2 separate regions of the Homo sapiens genome follow, and region 2 is linked to region 1. A link is an interaction called in ENCODE POLR2A ChIA-PET data of the cell type or tissue named here. Cell type or tissue: PC-9. All regions are shown on one strand. Each heading gives the region's core, and the rest is flanking DNA. Links, peaks and the distances in the headings are about the cores only.

Region 1 (4,393 bases), core at 66-4,065:
TGCATTCTAAATTGTGACCAGTTTTGTTTGTCTTTTGAGACGGAGTTTTGCTCTTGTTGCCCAGGCTGGAGTGCAATGGCGCGATCTCGGCTCACCACAACCTCCGCCTCCCGGGTTCAAGCAATTCTCCTGCCTCAGACTCCCAAGTAGCTGGGAATACAGGTGCCCACCACCATGCCCAACTAATTTTGTATTTTTAGTAGAAATGGGGTTTTGCCATGTTGGTCAGGCTGGTCTCGAACTCCTGACCTCAGGTGATCTGCCCGCCTCAGCCTCCCAAAGTGCTGCGATTACAGGCGTGAGCCACGGCTCCTGGCATGTGACTCAGTTTTAAAATGCTGATTAACAGCTGGGCGCGGTGGCTCCTGCCTGTAATCCCAGCACTTTGGGAGGCCAAGGCAGGTGGATCACGAGGTCAGGAGATCCGAGACCATCCTGGCTAACATGGTGAAACCCCGTCACTACTAAAAATACAAAAAAATTAGCCGGGCGTGGTGGCGGGCGCCTATAGTCCCAGCTACTTGGGAGGCTGAGGCAGGAGAATGGCGTGAACCCGGGAGGTGGAGCTTGCAGTGAGCTGAGATTGTGCCACTGCAGTCCAGCCTGGGTGACAGAGCAAGACTCCGTCTCTAAATAAATAAATAAATAAATGAATAAAAATTAAATGCTGATTAACTAAGATGATTAACAACAGTGCTCTGGTAAACTTAGAAACAGTTACAGTTAGATGAGGTTAGCCTTAGTGAATAACAGCTAATGGTAGCAAGTATTTATATGCTGCTAGGCACTATTCTACACCTGATGTGTTAACATATTTAGTCTTTACAACCATATAGTGTAATAACTCTTAGTAGGCTGTTATGGTTTGAGTATCAGTCCACTCCAAAACTCATGTCGAAATTTAATTCTCAATGTGGCAGGGGCCTTTGAGAGAGATGACTGCATCTCGAGGCCAGGGATTCATTTATTCGTGGGTTGATGAATGAATGGGTTATCACTGGAGAACTGTCAGCTTTGTACGTGGAAGACAGGCCTGAGCTAGCTTGTCAGCATGGTGACACGCTCTGCCTCTCATTGTGTGTGATGCCCTGAGCCTCCCTGGGACTCTGTAGCATACCCACCAGCAACAAAGCCCTCGCCAGACACGGCCTCTTGACCTTGGACTTCTCAGTCTCCAGAACTGTAAAAAATATATTCCTTTTCTTTATAAGATACCATTTTAGGTGTTCTGTTATAAGCAACAGAAAACAAACTAAGACACGGACCAATTTCGTGGAAAAACTTAGGTTTAGGAAGGATGAATACCTTGGCCTGAGAACACACAGTAAAAGTGGCAGAGCTCAGTTCCAACTCAGGTAGCCTAGCACCAGCCTCTGTGCTCCTCCCCAATATACAATGAGGCCCCATAGCAGCAACAGGGTGTTCTGGAGGAACTCAGGCTTCCTGGCAACAGAGTTGGTGGAGGGTCCCTCCTGCCAAGCTAGAATAATCGCCTATACTGTTTCCTACACCAGAAGAATGAAGGTGAAGCTCCTTCTAGGGAAGGGCTGGAATGAGTGAGCTTTCACTCAAAGAGATTGGGTAGGCTTTTCTGAATCTAGTTAATAGAGGACTCGAGGGACTTTCCAGTAAGCTGGTGAGTCACTGAGCGCCGGGACATAGCTGGGGGTTCTATCTCCTGTTCTTAAATGTGTTGTCTCAGGCTTGAATTACATAAACTAGTCCTGCCATATTTTCTCCATGCCTTTCACCCAGCCTTTTACTTTGTTTTCGGTTGACTTTTCACTGTAAATAATTTTAAAACTAAATAAAACATTTAAAATTTCTGCTTTTAAAATACCAATCATACACTTTAAACATTTATTTTCAACCTATCCATGAAGCATTTGATCCATTTTTCAGAAACAGTTCTGGGAAAACTCCTCCCAAATTACTTTAGCATAACAAAAAAATCATTTGTTCCTGCATTAAGTGAATCAGTTTATTCCTTACACATTCATACAGTTGCTCAAAAGTGAGTCTCTCTGCCATATGCTAAATCTATATAAAACTGTTTTGGGCCAGGCACAGTGGCTCATGCCTGTAATCCCAGCACTTTGGGAGGCTGAGGTGAGAAGCTGCTTGAGCTCAGGAGTTTGAGACCTGCCTGGGCAACATGGTGAAACCCATCTCTACAAGAAGTACGAAAATTAGCTGTGGTGACGTGTGCCTGTAGTCCCGGCTACTCGGAAGGCTGAGGTAAGAGGATCGCTTGGGCCTGGGAGTCAAAGGTTGCAGTGAGCCAATATGGTGCCACTGCACTCCAGACTGGGTGACAGAACAAAACCGTCTCAAAAAACAAAACAAAACAAAACCTTGTTGTGGGTAAAGTGAGAAGTATGCACAAATCAATAAACTTACAAATATTTTAGAGGCCAAATAGTCTGGGACAGCTTTCTTCAAATCAGTACACAGAAACATCTCAAGGGTTTGTGAGCGAGAAGAATTTTCATAATTTTCTTGAACTCAGTCTCTAGTTACCTTCTCTCTGATTTCCTGCCCCAAGGCTCCAGAGGTCCTGTGATGAGTTTTTTTTTTTTTTTTTTTTTGAGACGGAGCTGAAGTGCAATGGCATTATCTCGGCTCACCGCAACCTCCACCTCCCAGGTTCAAGTGATTCTCCTGCCTCAGCCTCCCGAGTAGCTGGGATTACAGGCATGTGCCACCACGCCCGGCTAATTTTGTATTTTCAGTAGAGGTGGGGTTTTACCATGTTAGTCAGGCTGGTCTCGAACTCCTGACATCAGGTGATCCACCTGCCTCAGCCTCCTAAAGTGCTGGGATTACCAGCATGAGCCACCTGGTCCGGCCCCACATGAGCTCTTCTTTACACATGAAAACCTTCCTTCTCTGAATCATACTTACCTCAGGGTGTAAAATCCTCCAGGGTGGTGAGAAGTGAATGGGGTCCGGCCTCACATGAGTTCTTCTTTACACATGAAAAACTTACTTCTCTGAAACATACTTACCTCAGGGTGTAAAATCCTCCAGGGTGGTGAGAAGTGAATGACTGTAATGTCCAAGGAACAAGATTTCACAGAAATGGATGGATGGAATTAGAAATAACTAAAGTCATTAAATTTAACATATCATAATTTATTGCGACAAAGTATAAGAGAAATAAAGTAAAAATAAAAGTTCAAGAAGAAAAAGGAATGATGTAAAACCCCTATTAAAAAAGGTATAGGGCTGGGTATGGTGGCTCATGCCTGTAATCCCAGCACTTTGGGAGGCTGAGGTGGGCAGATCACCTGAGGTCAGGAGTTCAAGACCAGCCTGGACAACACAGTGAAAGCCCATTTCTACTAACAATACAAAAAAATTAGCCAGGAGTGGTGGCGGGTGCCTGTACTCTCAGCTACTCAGGAGGCTGAGGCGGGAGAATCACTTAAACCCAGGAGGCAGAGGTTGCAGTGAGTTGAGACTGCACCATTGCACTCCAGCCTGGGCAACAACAGTGAAACTCTGTCTCAAAATAAAATAAAATAAAATAAAGACTGATGTAACAATTTATTTAAAAAGTCAGTATTGGGCCAGGCACGGTGGCTGATGCCTGTAATTTCAGCACTTTGGGAGGCCGAGGCAAGCGGATCACTTGAGGTCAGGAGTTCGAGAACAGCCTGGCCGACACGATGAAACCCCATCTCTACTGAAAATACAAAAATTAGCTGGGCACGGTGGGCAGGCACCTGTAATACCAGCTACTCAGGAGGCTGAGACAGGGGAGTCGCTTGAACCCTGGAGGCAGAGGTTGCAGTAAGCTGGGATTTTGCCATTGCACTCCAGCCTGGGGGACAGAGCAAAACTTCATCTCAGAAAAAAAACAAAAAAACAGGCAGTACTGACAGTATGTCAGAACTTGCATCCTTTTCTTCTGTTTTTTTTTTTTTTTTGAGGCTGAGTTTTGCTGTATTGCCCAGGCTGGAGTGCAGTGATATGATCCTGGTTCACTGCAACCTCCGCCTCCCGGGTTCAAGCAATTCTCCTGCTGCAGCCTCCTGAGTAGCTAGGATTACAGGCACCCCCAACCATGCCTGCCTAAATTTTGCAGTTTTAGTACAGACGAGGTTTCATCATGTTGGCCAGGCTGGTCTCGAACTCCTGACCTCAAGTGATCCGCCCACCTTGGCCTCTCAAAGTGCTAGGATTACAGGCGTGAGCCACCGCACTTGGCCCTTTTCTTCTATTTGAATTTATGAAAAGTTGTAGATGTCAACTTGAAAATGTACAAGGAGGTACAGAGTTGGTTTTTGTTTTTTGGTTTTTTTAGAGAGGGTCTTGCTCTGTCACCCAGGCTGGAGTACAGCAGTGCAATCACACCTCACTGCAGCCTTCATCTCCCAGGCTCAAGTGA
Region 2 (4,393 bases), core at 189-4,188, 330 kb before region 1:
CTAGGGAAGATGGTTAGGAAAAGTAATTGGAAGTATAGATTAAGGCTGAATCATGTATAACCTTTATTAATTAATGAATGAGTATTACTGGGCACTTACTATATGCTAGGAATCATGCTAGATAATGCAGCCACAGCAGTGAACACAGCAGACAAGATCCCTGCCCTAGATTCTGGTATATGCAAGGCTGAGACCTTAGTCTAAAGGCAACAGAGGTAAGCAGGGAAAATGGCACAAACTGATTTAGAAAGTTAACTCTTTTAAGAATATATAGAATAACTGAAACAGGAAAAACTAGACATAGTAAAATGAGTTGGAAGACTACTACAATAGACCAGATGAGTCCTGTTTCTGATCTCTTCCATTAAATATTACGGTCTCCTCATACATGAGTCTTCATCAGGAATTTGTAGAGAATTTTAATTCAAAATATCATTTTACTTGATTCAGTTCTCACAAAATGTGAGTTAGTCCTCAAACCTTAACAAATTTCTACACCAACAATATATTTTTGTTGGATCCACATCATGTTGCACCACTAGCAACTCTTAGTCATCCTGACTCATTTCCTGAACTTTCAGTTGCTTCAAACGAACTTCATTTTGTCTAAGAGTCGAGACAGACAGAAGCCGCCTATAAGGGCCCAGTGAATTCTCAACATCAAGAGGACTTCCAAAGTAGTAGCTAAGTCAAGACTCCTACCATTACCAAGATAATTAGAACCTCCAGGATATATGATCTTCCAAACTCTACTATCCGTTTTGTATGTATCACAGAGTCCCAAAAATTGCCCAAAGTCCTGGAATTTGTATGAAAGGGCCTAAGAAATTCATTCTTTTTTATATGGAACTTCACACACTTACATCCATTGCTTCATTTATTCCCTGTAACAATCAACGGAATAAGGCAAATTTGACATAATCAGACCCATTTTAAACATGGAGATACTAAAACCAAGGGAGATGAAGACTTTGACCCAAAGGTGCATTCTAGTTAAGAAGCAGAGTAAGAGCTAGAATCCAGAGCTTTTGACTCCTGGACCATGTTTTGCTTTACCTCCATGCCATCTCCTCAGCCATCAATCATTGTCTCTCTCCTACTGTGCCTACACAGCTGCATAACAATTCTTTGCTTTCTTAAAGGTTAATGAACAACCTCTTCTATGTTAAGCTAGCCTTCCTGAAGCAATTTCTCTTGTTTTGTAATACTCAAAGCCATCCATGTCTACCGCAAATAAAATCTCTTCTTTCTCTTCTTCATGATTCCCTTCATCCTCCTCTCCAACCTCCTCAGGGTTCCAGAAAAATTGAACCCTAGTCAACCCACATTGACCCTAGGAGGATTCAGGCTATTTTTAGATCAAGACTGACATACTCAGGCAGCAAAGAGAGCCAGTGAGATGCCAAACTTAGTATTCACCCTGGAAATGAACAAAAATGGGAAGCAAGCTGGCCAGTTCAGCGTGCCTTCAGATTTATAATAAATTGTCTGAGAGAACTTAGTGAATTAGCAATGACTCCATGCCAGAAATTCTTTGCCTCAGCCAATCCTGGAACTTACTCCGCTAAACCTAGGCCACCTGAGGTTTTTCAAAAATATTACTTTCACATAAAGTCCACATAGCTCAGCCACTGCTGCCAAGAACAAGTCCTGGAGAACGTACTGGCAAGCTTGGTGCTTGTCCCACTGGGTAGTCACATGAGCTGAGAGGCAGCACGTAAAAGACAGAAACTCTCTTAAGTAGGCGTCAGAAATCCTAGATTCCTTACCACTTCTGAGCCATGTGACATTGAGAGAGTCACTAGGAAGATCTATGGCCACAGCTGTGGAGTGTGCAGCTTTTGCTGTCAGCCCCTTCTGGGGCTGTCTCAGTCTCAGCCATAGAGAACCGTCTCCCCTAAAAGTCATATCCTTCTAGGGGCAGCCCACAGTCAAATGACTGATTAGGGTTAAAAGGACTGGAAATGTTGGCCCAATGCAAGACATCCCTGCCAGGCCTTTTTAGCTCCAGAGCTCCCCATGGAATCAGCTAAGACTGCTGGGCTGGGTCTACATCACAGCTAGACCCCTCTCCATGCCAACCCTGCTGCTTCTACCTCTCTTCCAAGGTTTGATCCTAAGAGTACTCCTTCATGCACAACCTGAAACATTAACAGCATCTCAGAGTATGCTTCCTGGTGAACCAAACATGCAGCACCAATAAATAAATGCTACTATTAGTGAACTCCAAAAAAATGACAACTCAAAGAAGAATCTTCTGAAATTAGAGTTATTTTAATTAGGTTAAAAAAATCTCCACAAACCATGCCATGTCACACTATGTTGGAAGTTAGACAAGATCTCTGCTAAGCGCCTGAAGGACAAAGCACAAATAGTAATAATAATAATACAGCCTTCTGCCTCCATTTCTTCACAGTTGAATTCCTAGATGCATTTCATGGAATCAGAGAAGTGTTTCTTCTTTCTCAGCAGCTTTACCTTTCTCTGCAATCCCGTTAGATGTCCTATACTCCCTTCGATGCCTAACGCCTTCCTCCTCTCTAGCTCCCTCTTTCATATCAATAAGAAAAAATTATGCAAAAGTCTGTAACTGTCTCAGACTTATCATTGAAATTACATTTGTTAGTGGATAAGTATTAAGTGGGTTCTGTGGTGGCTACCCAGATCCCCACTTCAGGACTGAAAGGTTTACATTCCCCAGCAGCTAGAAGTGCTGCTGGCAGAGAGCCCTCAGCTCTCCAAGAACTACCCTCAGCTGAAGATAGCTGCATCGCCCATGAACACAGCCCCATAAAATGACTGGTCAGTGCACAAGACTAATGGTCCCTTCATCACAATTTAGGACAACTTTGAAAAGCCATCCCACCTTCTGAGCCCCTGTAAAGTTGGCTGAGGCTATGTGAAGACCGAATCACAGCCTAATTTCTCCTTCTGCCCAGTCCTTTTTCCTATCCTTCCAGAAAAGTTGTTAGCCCTGAAAGTACTCCCTAATAAGTCTCCCACATACTAATCTCTATTCCAGAGTCTGCCTCAGTTGGTAGCAGTAGTATTCCAGAAAAGCAGATGCTATGATGGAATATGGGGGTTTAAATATCGTCTGGCTGGCAATGAAAACCTCATCACTGGTGGTGGATTCCTGATAATTCTAGGTCCACCATACACCTCTCACCTACCCAACACATACTAGAAGAAGTCAAAAGAATATGTATGAAACTGGATTCTAAGAAAGCTGTATCAAAGTGGACAATACAATTGTCACTTGCACCAGTGCTAAACTAGGATGATAAACCAATAGAAAGAAATGTATTGGGACTTTGAGAATTTGAGGATAACAGAAATTCTAAGAAAAATATAATTAGATGGCAATTGCTGGGGACAATTGAGGCTCTGGAGAAAAAAGGCAATGAAAAGCTGATGGTTATAAATCACCAATTAAAAGCTAAGTGTGGCCAGGTGCAGTAGATCACATCTGTAATCCCAATGCTTTGAAAGACCAAGGTGGGAGGATTGCTTGAGAACAGGAGTTTGCAACCAGCCTGGGCAACATAGTGAGACCCTATCTATACAAAAAATTGAAAAATAAAACTTAGCTGGGCATGGTGGTGCATGCGCATAGTCCTGGCTACTCAGGAGACCAAGGCAGGAGGATCCCGTTGAGGCTGCAGTGAGCTATGATTGCACCACTGCACTCCAGCCTGAGTGACAGACTGAGACTCTGTTTCAAAAAAAAAAAAAAGGTAAGTGTGCAGAGTTGACATTCAATGGGTACAAAGTTTCAGTTATGCAAAACGAATAAGCTCTAGAGATCTACAACATTGTGCCTAAAATTAACAATATTGTTTTGTACACTTAAAAATTTAAGAGAGCAGATCTCACATTAATTGGTATTACCGCACTATTTTCTTAAATCGGTGGGGGAAAAAAATCCAAATGTGAAACAAAGAGGACTTACACTTCTTAATTTCAAAACTTACTACAAAGATAAAGTAATCAGGACAATGTAGTACAAGACAGATATACAGATCAATGGGGTCCAGAAATAAACCCACTTCTAGCCTATTGATTTTTGGCAATGGTGCCAAGTCCATTCAATGGGGCAAAATTTGTGTCCTCAAGAAGTGGCGTTGGAACAACTGGAAAGCCTCATGCAAAAGAATAAAGTAGATCCCCTACACCATATACAAAAATTAACTCAAAATGGATCAAATACTTAAGTTTAAGAGCTAAAACTTTAAAAACCTTAAAAGAAAACATAGAGGTAAACATTCATAACCTTGGATTTGGCAATGGTTTCTTAAATATGGACCCAAAAGCATAACAAAAGAAAAATAGATAAATTAAACTTGATTAAAATTAAAAACATTTGTGCATCAAAGCACATTATCAAGAGAGC

What was found. ChIA-PET counts read pairs that join two places held together with the same protein. Peaks named below come from ENCODE experiments on the same cell type or tissue, not always from the same donor. Only the 100,000 strongest peaks of a DNase experiment are listed, where the experiment ranks them.
Region 2: POLR2A ChIA-PET joins it to region 1 with 5 read pairs; 2 of 35 experiments call an interaction of 5 or more read pairs at or near these places.

The regions. Positions count from the first base shown.
Region 1 is chr12:19,379,443-19,383,835 of GRCh38, reverse strand. No RefSeq gene overlaps it. Among named protein-coding and RNA genes, the nearest start is that of AEBP2, 58 kb to the left of the region's middle. RefSeq lists enhancers at 1,446-1,495, 1,526-1,775. In PC-9, for the core only: no CTCF peak of the experiment used is centred there; a DNase peak (open chromatin) is centred at 1,635; H3K27ac peaks cover 1,208 bases.
Region 2 is chr12:19,708,426-19,712,818 of GRCh38, reverse strand. No RefSeq gene overlaps it. Among named protein-coding and RNA genes, the nearest start is that of AEBP2, 270 kb to the right of the region's middle. In PC-9, for the core only: no CTCF peak of the experiment used is centred there; no DNase peak of the experiment used is centred there.